Regions from separate parts of the Homo sapiens genome. Here regions 2 and 3 are each linked to region 1. A link is a loop called in an ENCODE intact Hi-C map of the cell type or tissue named here. Cell type or tissue: endothelial cell of umbilical vein. All regions are shown on one strand. Links, peaks and the distances in the headings refer to the core of each region. The heading gives the core; the rest is flanking DNA.

Region 1 (7,093 bases), core at 1,142-6,141:
TGGCTAACTGTGTACAGGGTATTGACTTTTTTTTTTTTTTTTTTTTTGAGACGGAGTCTCGCTCTGTTGCCCAGGCTGGAGTGCAATGGCACGATCTCGGCTCGCTGCAACCTCCACCTTCTGGGTTCAAGCCATTCTCTCTGCCTCAGCCTCCTGTGTAGCTGGGATTACAGGACGTAGTGGCTCCCGCCACTACGTCCAGCTAATTTTTGTATATTTTCAGTAGAGACAGGGTTTTGCCATGTTGGCCAGGCTGGTCTTGAACTCTTGACCTCAGGTGATCCTCCTGCCTCAGCCTCCCAAAGTGCTGGGGTTACAGCAGGGTATTGATTTCTGTGGGTTTGTGGACATGGAGTGAGACATGTCCAGGAGAAACTATAAGCAAACATGTTCCCACAGATGCACTAGCTCTAGTTAAAATTCCCATCTTGGATATTTTAATTTTAAAACATGAAAAAGAAAAGATTATATCCTTGTCAGACTTGGTCCTGTCTGATAGGCGAGGGAACACTGGATGGGGTGGGGAGAAGACAGAAAGGCTGTCTGTTCCTTGGAGTCTGTTTTGGGGGTCATCGTGGCGCCAGGAAGAGCAGGCCAACAGGGTCGGAAGGTCCCATTTCGCCTGTGGTCTGAGGCATTTGTTTTAAAGAGAAAGGGCAGGGGGTTGGGGTGTGACTTCCTTATGGACTGCTCTTTCCCACTCAGTATCCACTTTCTTCTTCTTCCTTAGTAACAGACCTCTAAAATGTGAGGGGCAGCAATGAACCCAGCTGAACAAACTATATTCCCTGGGCTCCCTTGCAGTAGGGAAGGGCCAATGAGATGTCAGAAGCTGGGGGCAGTTTCAAGAAAGCTCTCGAAAAGGGAGCTAAGGCTGGGTGCGGTGGCTCACGCCCGTAATCCCAGCATTTTGGGAGGCCAAGGCGAGGCCATCATTTTAGGCCAGGAGTTCGAGACCAGCCTGGGTAACACAGACCCCATCTTTACAAAAGATTAAAAAATAATAATAAAATAAAAGGGAGCTGAATTACCTAGAAAGAAGGCACCCTTTGCCCTTCCTTTGCTTCCTTTTTATTCTTGCCTGAGATGTAGACATGATGGGTGAAGCCCCAACAGCCACCTTTAGAATATAAGGTGACTTTGAGGTGGAAGCCACGAGCTGAGGGATGGCAGAATTCCCAGGAATTCTTTTTTTCACCCCGTCATCCAAGCTGGAGTGCAATGGTGTGATCTCAGCTCAGTGCAACCTGCGCCTCCCAGGCTCAAGTGATTCTCCTCCTTCAGCCTCTCGAGTAGCTGAGACTGCAGGCGCGCACCATGGCGCCTGGCTAATTTTTGTATTTTTTTTAATAGAGACGGGGTTTTGTCATGTTGCTCAGGCTGGTCTCAAACTCTTTGGCTCAAGTGATCTGCCCACCTCAGACTCCCAAAGGGCTGGGATTATAGGCATGAGCCACCCTGCCTGGCCATTCCCAGAAATTCTTAATAACTTTGTGGAGCTGTCATATCATGCCTGAGCTGCCAAACTTTTGTCCTCTTTTAAAGGAGAGAAAAGCAAACCTGTATATTATTTAAGCCATGGGTATTTGAGTGTTCCACTGTATATCGCTGAACCTCACCTTAACTATAACATTCCACGTGAGCAAATCGTAGCTATGGAGAAACAAAAGATTCACAAGTGAAAGAGCCTGGGTTGGTAGTCTTTAAAACTGGTGTTATTGTCCATTTCTCTGCATCCTGAGGCCTCTTCCTAACAGAGTTTGGTCTTGGGACATAATCTCACAGTTCCCATGTAAGCCCGGTACTGAGGCCTGGCAGTGGCTGTACAAGGCTACATAGTGACTTACAGTTAAAATAACCCAGGTGAGGCCAGGCACGGTGGCTCACGCCTGTAATCCCAGCACTTTGGGAGGCTGAGGCGGACAGATCACGAGGCCAGGAGATCGAGACCATCCTGGCTAACACGATGAAACCCTGTCTCTACTAAAAATACAAAAAATTAGCCGGGCGTGGTGGTGGGCGCCCGTAGTCCCAGCTACTCGGGAGGCTGAGGCAGGAGAATGGTGTGAACCCAGGAGGCAGAGGTTGCAGTGAGCCGAGATCAGGCCACTGCACTCCAGCCTGGGTGACAGAGCAAGACTCTGTCTCAAAAACAACAAACAAACAAACAAAAAAGAACCCAGGAGAAACCAAATTTGCAAGGCCTGATTTGTATGTGGCAAAATAGAAATAGAATGTGAGGCTCTCTTGGATCACGCTCAATGTAAAACCGACACAAGTAACACAAGTAAAAAACACACAATTAACTGACTAAATGCAAGCGTGAGGAGAAAGGTGATAAGGGAAGATAAGCTGTAAATATGTGTTTAAAGCCTTCTTAGGAGGTAATCATTTTTCATTTTTTATGGAGAATATTATTCAGCCATAGGTACTATTCAGCTATTCAGCACATTAACACATCACCTAAGTGTTTTTGAATGTAATCTTTAATTCTCAATCTCACATAAAAGTTTTCTTTCCCTACTGAAAAAAGAAATAAAAGCTTCTCTTGAAATTTTAGAAAATAAAAAAAATGTCAAATGACACTCCAGTAAATACTGAAATACAGAATGCAATTTATCTCAGGAAAAACCAGAAGACTAAGGTCTGTAAAAGCTTTCTCTGTCTGCTGGCAAAGTCCACAGTACAGGCCAAGTAGAAAAGCCTATTTAGGTGCCTCCAAACTGTTCTTTGCCCCAGAGCCCAGATGCCACCCCCGGCAGAAGAAGCCATGGCTGGGTGAGGGCAGCTGAGGGGTGGGGAGGCAGATGTGGAGGGAAGGACCACAGGGGGCCGCTCCCTCTTGCCCTAGACCTGCCCTAGCTGGGCAGAGTTCAGAGAGCAGATGCCTTGCTGTAAAAATGAAACAAGTCTAGGGAGAGGCCTGGACTTCTGGTGAGTCCAGGCTCTGCTACTTCCTGGATGTTTCCTTGGTAAGCCCTTTTTGTGGGACTCCCATTTCCTCATCCTGTCTGTGCCATGAGGTTCCCTCAGATGATCCTGACCATAACTCCCACTGTTCTAAACATCTGAAACTCTAATGGGAAAAGGGAGTTTCCTTGATCATAGTGAGTGATCTAAAGCTGTCTATGAGTGGGCTGATTCTCCAAGCAAGCCAGGACTGTCACATTTAAAAACTGAGACATTACTGCCACCTCTTGACTAATTATTGACAAGTTACCCAGGCCAATGAAACTCAGCAGGAGGGGGCCTTTCTTTTAAAATCTGGCTTTGCGGCTGGGTGCAGTGGCTCACACTTGTAATCCCAGCACTTCGGGAGCCCAAGGTGGGCAGATCACGAGGTCAGGAGTTCGAGGCCAGCCTGACCAACATGGTGAAACGCTGTCTCTACTAAAAATACAAAAATTAGCCAGGCCTGGTGGTGCGCGCCTGTGATCCCAGCTACTCAGGAGGCTGAGGCAGGAGAATTGCTTGAACCTGGGAGGCGGAGCTTGCAGTGAGCCGAGATTACACCACAGCACTCCAGCCTGGGCGACAGAGCAAGACTCCATCTAAAACACCTTAAAAAAAAAAAAAAAATCTGGGCTTTGGGCACTGGGCTTTGTTGAAGGGGAAGAAGATGCTTATGCCAAGGTGTGCGCATGAAGGGCAACTGTCTTTTTTTTTTTTTTTTTGGAGACAGAGTCTCATTATGTCACCCAGAGCTGGGGTGCAGTGATGTGATCTTCGCTCACTGCAGCCTTGACCTCCTGAGCTCAAGTGATCCTTCCACCTCAGCCTCCATAGTAGCTGGGACAACAGGCATGTGCCACCATGCCTCGCTAATTTTTTTATTTTAATTTTTTAATGGAGACAGGGTCTTGCTATGATGCCAGGCTGATCTCAAACTCTTGGTGTCAAGTGATCCTCCTGCCTTGGTTTCCCACAGTGCTGAGAGTATCGACGTGATGGGCTCTCACTCTGTCACCCAGGCTGGAGTGCAGTGGCATCATCTTGGCTCACTGCAACCTCTACTTCCCAGGCTCAAGCCATCCTCCCACCTCAGCCTCCCGAGTAGCCAGGACCACAGGCGTGCACCACCATGTCTGACTAATTTTTTTGTATTTTTTGGTAGAGACAGGGTTTTGCCATGTTGCTAAGGCTGGTCTTGAACTCCTGAGCTCAACCGATCCACCCACCTTGGCCTCCCAAAGTGCTGGGATTACAGGTATGAGCCTCAGTGCCTGGTGAAAATGTTTCATTAAGTACAATTAATTTTGTCCAACTGAGGGAAGATTTTGTCTAAATGCTTCTCAGTTGTTTTTGTAGGATGGTTTGTACTTTGTCAAGAGTCCTTTTACTCTTGCTCTCTGATCTTCCCATCAACCATACGAGGTGGAGAGAGTGGGGTACCCAATGTACAGATGGAAACACAGAGGCCCTGAGCGAATGAGTTGACTTAGGAAGAGCAGCGGCCCAGGCAGCCCAAGCAAGCCCCTGGTTAGGGCTCGTTCTTTTTTTTTTTTTTTTTTGAGACAAAGTCTTACCCTGTAGCTCAGGCTGGAGTGCAGTGATGCAATCTCGGCTCACTGCAACCTCCGCCTCCCAGGTTCAAGCGATTCTCTTGCCCCAGCCTCCCGAGTAGCTGGGAATACAAGCATGCGCCACCATGCCCGGCTAATTTTTTGTATCTTTAGTAGAGACGGGTTTTCACTATGTTGGCCAGGCTAGTCTTGAACTCCTGACCTTATGATCTGCCCACCTCAACCTTCCAAAGTGCTGGAATTACAGGCATGAGCCACTGCGCCTAGCCTCCTTCTTTTATATTGGTGTCTGGTACAGAGGACTAGGAATTTGGGAAACAAGCTTATTTATAGACAGTGGAGAAAGAAAACCAGTCCCAGCACCCTTAACTTCCATCATTTCCTTTTAGTCATTTTTTTTTTTTTGACGGAGTCTCACTCTGTCACCCAAGCTGGAGTGCAGTGATGCCATCTTGGCTCACTGCAAGCTCCGCCTGCTGGGTTCACGCCATTCTCCTGCCTCAGCCTCCCGAGTAGCTGGGACTACAGGCACCCGCCAACACGCCCGGCTAATTTTTTGTATTTTTTAGTGGAGACGGGGTTTTACCGTGTTAGCCAGGATGGTCTCAATCTCCTGACCTCATGATCCACCCGCCTTGGCCTCCCAGAGTGCTGGGATTACAGGCGTGAGCCACCGCGCCCAGGCAGCAACTCCTTTTAGTCTTGAGAAAAGCAGGGCAATTATGATTGAACACTAATAAGTTGGAAAGCTGAGGCACAACGCATGCCTTCTCTAAAGCCACTTTACAACATGAGAAGAGATGTACCACTCTGGACACAAAGAAGGGAAAAACCAGGAAGCGGGAGAGAAAGAAATCCCAGATGCCTACCTTCATGCTCCAAGCACTGCTCCACGTTAGAAAGACACCTGGACCACTGCTGGCTGTGCGAATCTTGGTATTCCAACGTCCTTTGACCCTGAGCAGAGACCTTGGCAGGCGTGCTCTGCGAATCTTCCTTCTCCACTACTCCAAAGAATGCTTTCCAAGAAGACTTTTTCTTGCCAAGGTTTATGGCCTTCTCACTGGATTGGGAATTTCTGCAAGGCCATGACACCTCTGTCCATGACTCATTTGCTGAACAATTCCCCAGGCCCCTCTGGGACAAACTTCTTGTTCTCAGCAGCTTTGGTGAGAAGAGAGCAGGGGTGCTCTTGAAGACATGATGTCTGGTGTAGTAGGCGAGGATTTTGAATTCTATGGTGTTTAGGTCATCATCATCTAGGGGGATTTCTTCCAGGTCACACCCACTGGTGCTACACATGTTGGGCCTGTAACAACAAAGTCCACACTGTGCCCTTCTATGCAGGGCCACTTACCCTTTGCAGGTTAGGAGAGACAGGGGTGAAAACTCAGGAAACATTTATTGAACATCTATTGTGTTTGTGCTGGAGGGTAGAGAGGGAAAAGCCACAGTCTTACTAGGGTGGGAAGAGAGACATGGCCATAGATAACTCCACATAAAGAAAATGAACTGCCGGGTGCGGTGGCTCACGCCTGTAATCCCAAAACTTTGGGAGGCCAAGGCGGGCAGATCATGAGGTCAGGAGTTCAAGACCAGCCTGGCCTATACAGTGAAAGCCCGTCTCTACTAAAGATACAAAAATTAGCCAGGCATGGTGGCGCACGCCTGTAGACCCGGCTACTTGGGAGGCTGCGGCAGAAGAATCGCTTGAACCCAGGAGTCGGGGGTTGTAGTGAGCTGAGATTGCGCCACTGCACTCCAGCCTGGCGACAGAGTGAGACTCCGTCTCAAAAAACAAAAAACAACAGAGAGAGAATGAACTAATGAACTAAGTAAGAGGTCTAACAGAGATGCAGATAGCCAGGTTAGAAGGCAGGGATAGGTGAGCTTCAAAGAAAGAGGCAAGTGAAAGCTTTTGGAAAGCTAGAAGGAGTTAGACAGGTGGGTGGATATTGGGGCTACAACAGGGCGGGCAGAGGGGAGATTATAGGTGAATTCAGAATGTGTTTGAAGAGTGGTGAGAGAACTGGGACAGCATACGTATGCAGTTTGCAAATAGCCAGGGCTTGAAAATAGTGGAGGGAAAATAAGTGAACTAGCACTTGGGTCCAGATTATGGTGGTCTTTGACTATCAGGCTGAAGCTTCGCATTTTCTCACGTTGATCAGTACATTTCAAAATGAGCTGTGGACTGTGGAGTTAAAGGTCTTGCTGGGGAGGTGGCAAAAGAGGGAGGCCAATTCAGGGAAGAGAAATGCCTGGGACCTGACCCTTCCCTTCCTCGGTTCCTTCTCCCTCTACCCTCTGCTTTAGCTTGTCCCGGCTTCTCTCTCCTCTCTCTCTCTCTTTCTTTTTTCTTGCTATATTTGGTATGCCATGTAAGATTTCATCTGAAAAAAGCATCCTGTTATTTTATTTTACTTTTTACGAATTTGAAACACACTGATGGAGGCAATGGAGAGCTGTTCAAAGTTTTGAGTAGAGAGTGATGTGATCACAGGCATGTTTGAAAAAGATCAGTACAAGCACTAAAACAACAGGATGCAAGCATTTCTTCTTTATTTCCA
Region 2 (7,093 bases), core at 411-5,410, 250 kb before region 1:
CATTTTCAGATTTTCCATCTTTGACCAGAAATTTGCCAAGCCAAGAGTTACCCCAGGAAGATTCTCTCTTACATGGCCAATTTTCACAAGCAGTCACTCCCCTAGCCCATCATCACACAGATTATTCAAAGCCCACCGATATCTCATGGAGAGACACACTTTCTCAGAAGTTTGGATCCTCAGATCACTTGGAGAAACTATTTAAGATGGATGAAGCAAGTGCCCAGCTCCTTGCTTATAAGGAAAAAGGCCATTCTCAGAGTTCACAATTTTCCTCTGATCAAGAAATAGCTCATCTGCTGCCTGAAAATGTGAGTGCGCTCCCAGCTACGGTGGCAGTTGCTTCTCCACATACCACCTCGGCTACTCCAAAGCCCGCCACCCTTCTACCCACCAATGCTTCAGTGACACCTTCTGGGACTTCCCAGCCACAGCTGGCCACCACAGCTCCACCTGTAACCACTGTCACTTCTCAGCCTCCCACGACCCTCATTTCTACAGTTTTTACACGGGCTGCGGCTACACTCCAAGCAATGGCTACAACAGCAGTTCTGACTACCACCTTTCAGGCACCTACGGACTCGAAAGGCAGCTTAGAAACCATACCGTTTACAGAAATCTCCAACCTAACTTTGAACACAGGGAATGTGTATAACCCTACTGCACTTTCTATGTCAAATGTGGAGTCTTCCACTATGAATAAAACTGCTTCCTGGGAAGGTAGGGAGGCCAGTCCAGGCAGTTCCTCCCAGGGCAGTGTTCCAGAAAATCAGTACGGCCTTCCATTTGAAAAATGGCTTCTTATCGGGTCCCTGCTCTTTGGTGTCCTGTTCCTGGTGATAGGCCTCGTCCTCCTGGGTAGAATCCTCTCGGAATCACTCCGCAGGAAACGTTACTCAAGACTGGATTATTTGATCAATGGGATCTATGTGGACATCTAAGGATGGAACTCGGTGTCTCTTAATTCATTTAGTAACCAGAAGCCCAAATGCAATGAGTTTCTGCTGACTTGCTAGTCTTAGCAGGAGGTTGTATTTTGAAGACAGGAAAATGCCCCCTTCTGCTTTCCTTTTTTTTTTTTGGAGACAGAGTCTTGCTTTGTTGCCCAGGCTGGAGTGCAGTAGCACGATCTCGGCTCTCACCGCAACCTCCGTCTCCTGGGTTCAAGCGATTCTCCTGCCTCAGCCTCCTAAGTATCTGGGATTACAGGCATGTGCCACCACACCTGGGTGATTTTTGTATTTTTAGTAGAGACGGGGTTTCACCATGTTGGTCAGGCTGGTCTCAAACTCCTGACCTAGTGATCCACCCTCCTCGGCCTCCCAAAGTGCTGGGATTACAGGCATGAGCCACCACAGCTGGCCCCCTTCTGTTTTATGTTTGGTTTTTGAGAAGGAATGAAGTGGGAACCAAATTAGGTAATTTTGGGTAATCTGTCTCTAAAATATTAGCTAAAAACAAAGCTCTATGTAAAGTAATAAAGTATAATTGCCATATAAATTTCAAAATTCAACTGGCTTTTATGCAAAGAAACAGGTTAGGACATCTAGGTTCCAATTCATTCACATTCTTGGTTCCAGATAAAATCAACTGTTTATATCAATTTCTAATGGATTTGCTTTTCTTTTTATATGGATTCCTTTAAAACTTATTCCAGATGTAGTTCCTTCCAATTAAATATTTGAATAAATCTTTTGTTACTCAGTAGTGTTCTCATAAGTAGCATGTCCAGCTGGATAACTTTCCATTTATTTCCACTAGCAAAATGATTATGTGGTGAAAATATGCGTTCCACGTTAAAATGACAACCCCCCCTTTTTCCCATCAGTGAGCAAAGAGCTTCACTTGGGAGAATCTAGCGGAATGTTAGCCCACATGGAGACAATGATAAGTCAGTTCTGATAAATGGCCATATCCACTTGGGATCTGTTCTAGTTAACTTGTGTGTGTGTGTGTGTGTGTGTGTGTGTGTGTGTGTGTGTGACAGAGTCTTGCTCTGTCACCCAGGCTAGAGTGCAGTGGCGCGATCTCGGCTCACTGCCAGCTCCGCCTCCTGGGTTCCCGCCATTCTCCTGCCTCAGCCTCCCAAGTAGCTGGGACTACAGGCGCCCGCCAACACGCCCAGCTAATTTTTTATATTTTTAGTAAAGACGGGGTTTCACTGTGTTAGTCAGGATGGTCTCGATCTCCTGACCTTGTGATCCGCCCGCCTCGGCCTCCCAAAGTGCTGGGATTACAGGCGTGAGCCACCGTGCCCGGCCTCTAGTTAACTTTTTAAAGAAGTATTATAGACATTTTCTAAACTTGTACTAAGTTAAAAATGTACCACTATTATTTTATATCCTTACTTAAATTGACCAGCAATCAGTCTAAGCTTAATTTAGAACAACATTGGAAATAATAACTAGCACAGGCCAGGCGCGGTGGCTCACGCCTGTAATCCCAGCACTTTGGGAGGCCGAGATGGGCAAATCACGAGGTCAGGAGATCGAGACCATCCTGGCTAACACGGTGAAACCCCGCCTCTACTAAAAATACAAAAAATTAGCCGGGCGTGGTGGCGGGCGCCTGTAGTTCCAGCTACTTGGGAGGCTGAGGCAGGAGAGTAGTTTGAATCCAGGAGGCGGAGGTTGCGGTGAGCCAGATTGCACCATTGCGCTCCAGCCTGGGCAACAGAGCCAGACTCCGTCTCAAAAATAATAATAATAATAACTAGCACTAACATGATGCTACAATTTTTACTGGTTACCAATTAAAATTTCTGAGAAAGGCTTTTAATAAAGTTTTCCAGACAAGTTATAGGTGAGGTAACAAAGAGTCCAGAAGTCCCCTGGGTCAGTTTGATACCTCTTTCCTCTGGACTTCAATTTGCTTATCTGCAAAACAGGAAATTTGATCCCTTCCAAGTGTCACCAGAGTTTTTAAAGATAAAAATGGAATTCAGATGCGAACTTAATACAGTGAGCACTAGAGGGCAGTAGCTGGTTAATAAGTACAGCAATTAAGACAAATGCAGGAAATGACAGAAAAGGCTTTTCTTCTCCTTCCTCCTCACCTCTTCCTTCCTCCTCACCTCCTTCCCCTCTGCTCTTCTGGTACCCCTCCCCCATTTCCCTGGTTTACACTAAGTTCATAAAGTACATTAAGAGGAAAGCTGGTCTATTGAAAATACTACTTTTCTTATATTTTCCAACTTAACAGCTTGACACAAATCTCCAAGGGGTTTACATAAGCTTTAAGTAGGCTGAATAAATAAAACCTTGAGTCAATTTAACTTAACAAGTATTTATTGAATATCCACATGTAGGCCAGAATCAGATTAGTAACCAGGTGCCTTGGAATTTTAAAATTTCTCCTCTCTTTATTAATGGATTTAGCGAGTGGAAATCAGGCTTTCTGTGATGGTTTATAAAGGTATTTTCCTGGCTCTCTTGGAGTTCTCTGTCCACCTTGCTGCAGTCTTTGTTGTGATGGGGAGACCACATGGGAGCGGTCCAGATGAGTGATGCTACGGGCCCAAACTGTTAGTGGCCGTGAGGATATAGGTTGTAGGGGACATCTGGAGTGGAAAGAGTGCTCTTCTCACACAGCTCTCTCTACTTACTGCCCCTAGGATGGTGGGTGCAACTGTGGCAAGGGCAGTCAGGGTAGGGGAATCCCTTAGAGGAATTCAGCAGTGACTAGTCTGGTTAGCCTTTCCCACAAGGCCCATTGAGTTATGAGCCCCCTCCTTTGGTTTGTAGAAAGAGAAGGTAGCAGCCTAGAACAGGTGAGAAGATGAGGTAGGTCCTTCTGCTCAAACATCCTCTCTCCGTATTTTACCAACACGATACTGACCTAGGTTAAAAAGCTACTCTTGGCCAGGCGTGGTGGCTCACGCCTGTAATCCCAGCACTTTGGGAGTCCAAGGTGGGTGGATCACCTGAGGTCAGGAGTTCTAGACCAGCCTGGCCAACATGGTGAAACCCCATCTCTACAGAAATACAAAAATTAGCCAGGCATGGTGGCAGACACCTGTAATCCCAGCTACTTGGGAGGCTGAGGTAGGATAATTGCTTGAGGCCGGGAGGGGGCGGTTGCAGTGAGCCAAGATCGCTCCATTGCACTCCAGCCTAGGCGACAGAGCAAGACTCTATCTCAAAAAAATAAAATAAAATAAAATAAAAATAAGCTACTCTTAGCCAGGCACATAGTGGCTCACATCTGTAATCTCAGCCCTTTGGGAGACTGAGGTGGGAGGATCACTTGAGCCCAGGAGGTCGAGGCTGCAGTGAGCCATGATCACGCCACTGCACTCCAGCCTGGGCGACAGAACGAGAGCCCATCTCAAAAAAAAAAACAAAACAACAACAACAAAAAAAAAACTAAAAAACTCTTAAAAAACCTGAGGACTCCTGGATGAATACTGTTATGTGCCTGTTTCTCAATTACCCCTGGCCTGAGTGAGGAACTTTTGGAACTCTTTGGCTCCCAGACTGTGGTGGGCACTACCGGTCAGCTGCCCAGCAGCCAGCCCTAGTCCCACTTCTGCCTCATTTGTTACAGGTTGGAAGTGCCAGGTTCAGGGATGGGCCTGTGACCCAAGTTTTAGCTGAAAGGAAACCTACTAGGGACTTCTAGGAGAGATTTTCTTGCTTGTAAAGGGAAGGCTGCACAAGGAGAAAAGCCCTTTCTAACCACATCCCCTTATTTCATGCTTGGGATGCTGACCATGTGAAGACTTGGTTGTTGGAGCTGTGGTGGCCTCCCTGCCATGATGAGGGGAGAAGGCACTGCCACACTGAGCGTGGCAGTGGGTACAGGAAGAGTCCAGTCTCCGGGATGCCTTGGTTAATTGACAGGACAAACCCTGGAACTGCCAACTTCCATCTTGTTCTGTAATAATAAATCTCTAATATTTGTACCACTTTCAGTCGAGTATTCTATGATTTATTACTTATTGATAGCAAACACTTAGAAAGTACTTACACTATGGGCCGGGCACAGTGGCTCACGCCTGTAATCCCAGCACTTTGGGAGGCCGAGGCGGGTGGATCACCTGAGGTCAGGAGTTCGAAACCAGCCTGGCCAACATGACGAAACCCCATCTCTACTAAAAATACAAAAATTAGCTGGGCGTGGCGGGGGCAGAGTTTGTAGTGAGCCAAGATTGCACCCCTGCACTCCAGCCTGAGCGACAGAGCAAGACTCCACAAAAGAAAGTACTTACACTATGCGCCAGATTCACTTTTACATATACTAACTCATTTCAATTCCACAACAACCTTTTGAATAATTTTAATCCTTATTCTGTAGATAAGGAAACTGAGACACAGCGAAGTTTAAGGGCCTTTCCAGAGGTCACTTGCCCAGATAGCCTGGCTCCGGAGTTGCCACTTTTTACATTCTTATAACTGGAATGATACACGGTGTAACCAAAAAGAGGTTTGCACTAGATTGGAAATGTTCTAGAAAGCTTTTTGTTGTTGTTTTTGTTGTTGTTGTTTGAGACAATTTTGCTTTGTCACCCAGGCTGGAGTGTAGTGGCGCAAACACAGCTTACTGCAGCCTCCAACTCTCGGGCTCAAGTAATCCTCCTGCCTCAGCCCCCCAAGTAGCTGGGACTACAGGCATGTGCCACCACGCCCAGCTAATTTTTGTATTTTTGTAGATACAGGGTTTTGCCATGTTGGCCAGGCTGGTCTCAAACCCCTGGACTCAAGCAATCTGCCCATTTCAGCCTTCTGAAGTGCTGGGATTACAGGCATGAGCCACCATGCCTGGCCCTAAATAGCTTTTATTTTTATTTATTTATTTAGAGACAGAGTTTTCTCTTGTCGCCCAGGCTGGAGTGCAATGGCATGATCTTGGCTCATTGCAACCTCTGCTCCTGGGTTCAAGCGATTCTCCTGCCTCAGCCTCCTGAGTAGCTGGGATTATGGGTGTGCACTACCATGGCCAGCTAATTTTGTATTTTTAGTAAAGGAGATGGGGTTTCACCATGTTGGCCAGGCTGGTCTTGAACTCCAGACCTCAGGTGATCTGCCCGCCTCAGCCTCCCAAAGTGTCGAGATTACAGGCATAAGCCTGCCCCTAGATAGCTTTTTATTTTGGTTTTTAGACGGCATCTTGCTCTGTCACCCAGGCTGGAGTGCAGTGGCACGATCTCAGCTCACTGCAACCTCTGCCTCCCGGGTTCAAGCAATTCTCCTGCCTCAGACTCCCAAGTAGCTGGGATTACAGGCACCCACCACCACACCCAGCTAATTTTTTAATTTTTTTGTAGAGATGGGGTTTCACCATGTTGGCCAGGCTGGTCTTGAACTCCTGACCTCAAGTGATCCACCCGCCTCGGCCTCCCAAAGTGCTGGGATTACAGGTGTGAGCCACTACACCCAGCCTAGATAGCTTTTAAATGGTGTTGAGCCGAATGATACCTTGAGCCGAAAGCATGGAAATGAAGAGGTCAGTGGTCTCATTCTGGAGTGGGCTTCATACACTTTCCCAGTTGCTGATCACCTGTACCAAAGTTAAGAGTGACTCCTCAGGGACACGCCGGAGCAGAGAACCCATCCTGTTTCCGTGTCCTGTCATCTGGGTTAATAGTACCGCCAGCCACCCAGTATCTCCTGTATTGAGCAACTTCAAAGTCATACTCTGTTTCTCCTGCTGCCTCAGCCTCCACATCCAATGTCTACCAAATATTACCTATTGTCTTTCAAAGACGCCTCTCAAAGTCAGCCGTCCCCACTGCTGCCTCCTGTTTGGTCTCCCTAACTTGCTTCTCCTTGCTCTGCTCCCACATCATATATTCCCTCCTTACGACTTCAAGTTACATTAAAAGCACAGCACACAGTACATGTAACTCCACGCATGACACTCTGTGCTCCCAGTACCTCTAGGGATGATTACCAGTTGCACGTGGCAGGTGTACCAAGGCTCCCCATGCACTAGCCCCAACCTAACCACACTGCAGCTACCTCTGTCCCGTGAAACCTGGGCTGTAGCTACACCACCCTTTTCAACATTTCTCAGTATTGCCAGACACTTTGACGAGCCATCCTCTTCCCTCTACTTGTAAATTCCTTTCCCCCTTGTTCACTTGGCAAATTTC
Region 3 (7,093 bases), core at 1,513-6,512, 250 kb before region 1:
CTGGAGGTAAGTGACATGCAGGTCTTAGGGGTGTGTGTGTGTGTGTGTGTGTGTGTGTTTGTGTGTGTGTGGTTGTGGATGCCTTTCAGCCCTGCCTTCTTGGCCTTTAAAGACTTTGCTTTGGCTTTGACTTTAGGAGGGACAGGAGCTTCCTTCTTCGCCTTCGGTGCCACCTTGTGAAAAAAAAAAAGCTAAACCCAATGTTTTTTAAAATTGCCTTAAGCAACTAAGCTAAGGAAAAGGAAATGATTCAGCGGTCAGCAAGCAAGTGAACAAAATGAACAAAGGTGTTTGTGTTGGACTCCATAATAAGTGAAGTTTTTCCTACTTGCCCTACTCTTTAGAAAATCGCATTTCAAAATCATGCTTATGAAACCTTTCATTGCAGGGGACAAAGCATGTAACTTGATGATCTTCGACACTCGAAAAACAGCTAGACAACCCAACTGCTACCTATTTTTCTGTCCCAACGAGGAAGCCTGTCCATTGAAACCAGCAAAAGGACTTATGAGTTACAGGATAATTACAGGTAATGAAAGCATTATACTTTTTCTTTTGTGATTGGAATAATTTAAGACTGGTTCATGTGAAAGATTTTCTACAAGAGTCTAAATAAAACTACCAGAAGGGGTACCAGACATATCAGAAAATCTCATGACTGGAAATTCAATTTATTAAACCAAAATTTGATTTCCAATGAAAGCCATGGTAGTATTTGTTCTGGTTTGTTTCTGTTTTTACCTTCATGAGATAAAAGACACACAAACCTTGTATGAAACGTTTTTGAAGCACCTCTTTAGAACAAGGTCGGCAACACTGGAATAAGTATACAGGTCTCCAGGGTGATTGTTTTGAAAGGGTGAAGACTTGTGTTAATATAGAAAGTTCTAGTATATTTGTTATTAAGTTCCCATTATAATCACATTATCTGAAATCAAACTTTTTATGGCCATACCACCCTGAACGCACCCAATCTCGTCTGAAATCAAACTCACTGGATTTTATTGTCTAGACTGGAAAGGAAATTCATTCAAGAAATATTTATTAAACATTTACCATGTGCCAGATTCTGTCCAAAGCACTAGAACTACAATCTCCATGTTCATGGAACTTACATATTAATTCAGAATGGAAAATAAATAGCAAAAAAATTAATATAATTCCTGGGATATGTTTTGCTGAGACTTTGGCTTGTTAATTTTTCAAGTTGAAGTGGTTTCAGTATCAATTTTTCTTTTTTTTGAGATTATCCATATAAAAAAGGTGAAAACAAATTAATGTTGCTTAGGTAATTCTGTGGACCCTTCATAGACAGTATTTGCATAAAATCAGAATTACAGAATTTAGTGGGGTTTGTTGTTGTTGTTGCTTGTTTGTTTGCTTTTTCCGAGATGGAGTCTCACTCTGTTGCCCAGGATGGAGTGCAGTGGTGCGATCTCGGCTCACTGCAAGCTCCGCCTCCCGGGTTCAGGCCATTCTCCCGCCTCAGCCTCCTGAGTAACTGGGACTACAGGTGCCCGCCACCACGCCCGGCTAATTTTGTTTTTGTACTTTTAGTAGAGATGGGGTTTCACCGTGTTAGCCAGGATGGTCTCAATCTCCTGACCTCGTGATCCGCCTGCCTTGGCCTCCCAAAGTGCTGGGATTACAGGCATGAGTGTTGTTGTTTTTTGAGAGAGAGTCTCACTCTGTCGCCCAGGCTGGAGTGCAGTGGTGCGATCTCAGCTCACTGCAACCACCACCTCCTGGCTTCAAGCAATTCTCATGCCTCAGCCTCCCAAGTAGCTGGGGTTACAGGCACCCACTACCATGCCCAGCTATTTTTTTTTTTTTGTATTTTTAGTAGAGATGGGGTTTCACCATGTGGGCCAGGCTGGTCTCACCTCCTGACCTCAGGTGATCCACCCTCCTTAGCCTCCCAAAGTGCTGGGATTACAGGCGTGAGCCACTACACCCAGCTTCAATTTTTCTTTTATTTAAGTTTTAGAAAGTTATCATCATACTCTTGATTTTTAATATTCTACTTGTTCATTTGTTCAATAAATAACAAATATTATTTAGCATCTCCTATGTGCCAAGTACTTTCTATGCCCTAAGGAAACAACACTAAACATGAAAAACAAGGTTCTGGCCATGTGGTAGCTCATGCCTATAATTCCAGCACTCTGGGAGGTGGGAGGATCACTTGAGCCCAGAAGTTAGAGACCAGCCTGGGCAACATGATGAGACCTCATATCCACAAAAAATTAAAAAAATTAGCCGGGCATGGTGGCATGAGCTTGTAGTCCCAGCTACTTGGGAGGCCAAGGCAGGAGAATTCCTTGAGACCAGGAGGTCAAAGCTGCAGTGAGCTGTGTTCATGCCACTACACTCTAGCCTGGGTGACAAAGTGAGATACTATCTCTAAAAAAAAAATAGGAAAACAAGGTTCTCCCTTCTGGAACTTATGTTTTAGGGGAGAGAGACAATAACCATAATAAATAAATAATCAAGAAAAATATAGTCACAAGTGCTATGCACAGAATTGAGACAGGACGGTATAATAGACAATCAGTAAGTAAAGTTGTAACCCCTAAACTGAGATCTGAATAGTGAGGAGCCAGATGTGAGGAGATCAGGGGAAGACCTTCCAAGTCCAAGGTCCTCAGGCAGAATGCTTTGGAGTGTTTGAAAAACCAACACTCCAATCCCAGCTGGTTGACTCATTGTGAAATACGCAGAGAGTGATATGCAAAACGGTGGGGAGGGCCAGATCACATAACACCTTGTAAGTCATAGGAGGGAGTTTTTTTGTTTGTTGTTGTTGTTTTTGAGACAGAGTCTCACTCTGTTGCCCAGGGTGGAGTGCAGTGGCGCGATCTCAGCTCACTGCAACCTCCGCCTTAGGAGGGGCATATGCCACTACACGTGGCTAATTTTTGTATTTTTAGTAGAGATAGGGTTTCACCACATTGGCCAGGCTGGTCTCGAACTCCTGATGTCGGGTAATCCACCCACCTCGGCCTCTCAAAGTGCTGGGATTACAGGCATGAGCCTCCGTGCCCGGCCGGGAGTTTTTAGGTGTGTGGTGGGAAGCTGTTGGGAGTTTTATTTTTATTTTTTTTTTGAGATGGAGTCTCACTCTTTTCACCCAGGCTGGAGTTCAGTGATGCAGTGTCGGTTCAGTGCCACCTCTGCCTCCCAAGTTCAAGTGATTCTCCTGCCTCAGCCTCCTGAGTAGCTGGGACTACAGGCAAGCATCACCATGCCTGGCTAATTTTTGTATTTTTAGTAGACATGGTCTCGCCATGTTGGCCAGGCTGGTCTCAAATTCCTGACCTCCTGACTCATGTATGTAATCCCAGCACTTTGGGAGGCTGAGGCGGGCAGATCACAACGTCAGGAATTCGAGACCAGCCTGGCCAACATGGTGAAACCCCGTCTCTACTAAAAATACAAAAATTAGCCGGGTGTGCTGGTGCGTGCCTGTAATCCCAGCTACTCAGGAGGCTGAGGCGGGAGAATTGCTTGAACCCAGGAGGCAGAGGTTGCAGTGAGCTGAGATTGCGCCACTGCACTCTAGCCTGCACGACAGAGCAAGACTCTGTCTCGGGGAGAAGAAAAAAAAAAGGTGATTTCTCAAAGCTCACCGTAGCCGCCCTCTTGGGAATGGACAGTGACACAGCAGCAAAGTGGAAATGGAAAGACTGGTTAGGAGGCGCAGGTGAGATCTGGGTGAAGAAACAGGGAGTGGCGGGCGAGATGGAGAGAGTAGTGGACATATGGGCTATTCCGAAGTAGAGTTGACAGGACTTGCTGGTGGTGTGGGTCTGGGGAACCAGAAAAAAAGAACCATCAAGGCCAAGTCCTAGTTTTTGCCTTGAGCATCCAGATGAATGGTGACACCATTTGCTGCACTGGGGGAAACTTGAGTAGTTTTAGGGTTGTGGAATGGAATCTAGGTGGAGTGGAATCTAGGGTTCTCTCTTGACTGCATTAAGTATGAGGGGCTTCGGGGAATGATACTGCCCAGGGTGCCTGCGTGTTGACACTGCTTTGCCCCCTAGCTGAGGCTGTGTCTGAGTTTTGTTCATGTGCCAGGGAAGCCTGATGGGTCAAACATCCTCTCAAACAGGAGCGTGAAGCACAGAGTATTGTGTAAATAATTGTTGTTAGGATACGATGATAGAAATTACAGCTGAATTTGTTTTCTAATACTTCTGGAGTGTTGTTACTTTTGTAATGCACATATAAAAGAGCATGTATGGGATGAAGTTCCTTGCCAATGGGAACGGAAAAAAGGGAACTTGGCATGTGCATAAATCTTTTTAGGGCGAGTGTGAAGGTAATGAAGTGAAATTAGAATTAAACTGTTCTTGTGGCAGCCACCAGGGGGCGTTGCCGGCCCCTGAGCAGGTTGATGGACACCTAGGGGCAACGTGGCACCAACCCCGGACATAGTATGCAAAGGACTGTTTATATCTACAGGATGTGTGCAAGTTGTGTTTGTAATTCTGTGTATGAATCTGTCCATGTTGATGAATTCATATTACCCCATTAAAAATGAATTATCTGCCTCCTGCCTGGAGTGAAATTAAATACAGATTATCTGTTTGGTGGTTTGTTTCTGGAAGAACTCTATTTCTTTTTCTTTTCTGTCTCTCTCTCTCTTTTTTTTTTTCTTTTTTTTTAAGGCAGCATCTCACTCTGTTGCCCAGGCTGCAGTGCAGTGGCGCGATCATGGCTCACTGCAGCGGCGCGATCATGGCTCACTGCAGCCTCCACCTCCTGAGCTCAAGCAGTCCTCTCCATTCAGCCTCCCAAGTATTTGGGACTACAGATAATGCACCACCATGCCAGGCTAATTTTTTAAAATGTTTTGTAGCAATGGGGGGGTCTCAGTATGTTGCCCAGGCTGGTCTCAAACTCCTGGCCTCAAGCAATCATCCTGCCTCGGCCTCTCAAAGTGCTGGGATTACAGGCATGAGCCACCGTGCCCAGCCTCTATTTCCTATATCCCATTGACTAATATTTACGGACCAAGAGTTTGAAAGATGACAGTGGATTCTGTTCATTCTCTAAAGCCATTGCAGTTTGGTATTTAATCTTTTATTGTTGTTGTTGGCAGCTTCATGGCATGTCATTTTTACCAAGGACTGGAAGAATAGGAGAATTCAGACATAGAATAAATTGGGAGTCTGTTTGCTCAGCTGGGGTCCCAGTAATAGTCAGTCTCTCATTTTTCAACTCAGTGAAGTCGTTTGAAAATAAAACTCCAAAGAGGAGTTAAGGGCGCTGAGCTGCTTTGCAGCTCCCTTTGTGGCTCATCTCTGCGTGACTGAGAGGAAGCACCATGCCCCAATGGCAAACATGAGTGGGTGAGGCGAATGGAGCAGGTGTGGAGGATCCCTTTGTGGTTCTAGGACCTCTGCCAACAGAGGAATCTTATCAAGAAGTGGGACTGGCCCTAGCTTTGCTTTATTTATGAGCTTGCATGCTTGAGAAAGAAAACAGCTGTTTTGGCCATTCTTGTCAATGGCCATATTTAAGTTCTGATTTCACACACATCACAGAGTGTTTACTTAAACAGTCTTTTTCTTTTTTAACTTTAAAATGAATTATAGGCCAAGTATGATGGCTCACACCTGTAATTCCAGCACTTTGGGAGGCTGAGGTGGGCGGATTGCTTGATTCCAGGAGTTCAAGACCAGCCTGGGCAACATGGCAAAATTCTGTCTCTACAAAAAATACAAAAATTAGCTGGGCATGGTGGCATGGCATTGTGGCCCCAGCTGCTCAAGAGGCTGAGGTGGGAGGATTGCTTGAACCCAGGAGGTTGAGGCTGCAGTGAGCTGTGTTTGTGCCACTGCACTCCAGCCTGGGTGACAGAGCAAGACCCTGTCTCAAAAATATATATATATATATTTTCAAATATATTTCATTTGACCCAAATTCTACTTTAGAGTAGAATACTATATCCTAGAGCAGATGTCCACCAACTTTTTCTGCCAAGGGCCAAATAGTATTTTAGGCTTTTCACACCAGTACTTTAGGTTTTGAAATACAGAAATTTGAATTTTGTATACCTTTCCTGTGTCACACAATTTTCTTTTGATTATTTTTCAGCCATTAAAAGAAATATAAAAACTGGCCAGGCATGGTGGCTCACCTCTATAATCCCAGCACTTTGGGAGACCGAAGGGGGTGGATCACCTGAGGTCAGGAGTTTGAAACCAGCTTGGCCAACATGGTGAAACCTCACCTCTACTAAAAATAGAACAATCACCCAGGTGTGGTGGCACGCGCCTGTAATCCCAGCTACTCAGGAGGCAGAGGTAGGAGAATCGCCTGAATCTGGAAGGCAGAGGTTGCAGTGAGTCGAGATCATACCACTGCACTCCAGCCTGGGCGACAGAGTGAGACTCTGTCTCAAAACAAATAAAAATTTTAAAAAACGTAAAAACCATTCTTAGCTTGCAAGTCATACAAAGACAGATGGCAGGCCAGATTTGTCCATCAGGCCGTAGTTTGCTGAGCCCTGTCCTAGATGGACGAATAAGTGACAGAGTGACAGTGCAAAGAACCTCTCAGAGGGGTAAGGCTTAGAGAGTAGTCACGAGATGGCATGAATCCGTAGCTGCCTCTGGATCCGTCTGTAGGAAAGAGGAGACTGAGGACCAGTTTGGAAACTGGCATGGAGGTGAATTGAGGAAGAAAAAGGAAAAGAGAGCAGGAGTGAGTGGACTGAGAAATGCCAGGACATTCCTCTGCTTCTTTCCTTGTGTTTTCTGCAGTTCTAATGTGAGATGGTTAGCCTAGCAGCAGAGTGATACATGGCAATTCACCTGGTCATTCCCTGCACTTGATTGCTTGAACAGGTCTTTCCAGTTTGAGCTGTGATAAATGGGGTGTGTGATCAGGAGAAAAATTCTAAGCTTCATGGAGCAGGAGCAGGATCTGGGGCTGGTTTCTCCTCAGCAGGCATCGGGACTGTATGGTTTTTCTGCCCTCTGTGTCTACAGTGTGGTCATCATGATTTCAAATATTGGTCCCATCATCCTCATGACCTATGACATTGGCTCCAAAATTCTAATCTTTGAGAGTCCAAATGAAA

What was found. Hi-C counts contacts between places; a loop is a spot of excess contacts. Peaks named below come from ENCODE experiments on the same cell type or tissue, not always from the same donor. Only the 100,000 strongest peaks of a DNase experiment are listed, where the experiment ranks them.
Region 2: a loop joins it to region 1, with 9 times the contacts of the local background. A loop is called at or near these places in 93 of 110 quality-filtered maps.
Region 3: it touches region 1 in a loop (7-fold over the local background); 93 of 110 quality-filtered maps call a loop at or near these places.

Annotation. Positions count from the first base shown.
Region 1 is chr12:12,078,038-12,085,130 of GRCh38, reverse strand. It overlaps BCL2L14 (BCL2 like 14), which reads right to left. Exons shown (of 6, transcript NM_138723.2): 2 at 5,393-5,832. The coding sequence starts at 5,825. Among named protein-coding and RNA genes, the nearest start is that of BCL2L14, 11 kb to the right of the region's middle. RefSeq lists a silencer at 3,002-3,296. In endothelial cell of umbilical vein, for the core only: a CTCF peak has its summit at 3,175; a DNase peak (open chromatin) is centred at 3,060; H3K27ac peaks cover 541 bases.
Region 2 is chr12:12,323,875-12,330,967 of GRCh38, reverse strand. It overlaps MANSC1 (MANSC domain containing 1), which reads left to right. Exons shown (of 4, transcript NM_018050.4): 4 at 10-4,912. The coding sequence ends at 941. Among named protein-coding and RNA genes, the nearest start is that of MANSC1, 23 kb to the left of the region's middle. RefSeq lists an enhancer at 5,161-5,661. In endothelial cell of umbilical vein, for the core only: a CTCF peak has its summit at 2,971 (motif pointing right); a DNase peak (open chromatin) is centred at 3,017; H3K27ac peaks cover 389 bases.
Region 3 is chr12:12,331,856-12,338,948 of GRCh38, reverse strand. It overlaps MANSC1 (MANSC domain containing 1), which reads left to right. Exons shown (of 4, transcript NM_018050.4): 3 at 389-529. It also overlaps the pseudogene RPL23AP66. Among named protein-coding and RNA genes, the nearest start is that of MANSC1, 15 kb to the left of the region's middle. In endothelial cell of umbilical vein, for the core only: a CTCF peak has its summit at 4,371 (motif pointing right); DNase peaks (open chromatin) are centred at 4,448 and 5,268; H3K27ac peaks cover 645 bases.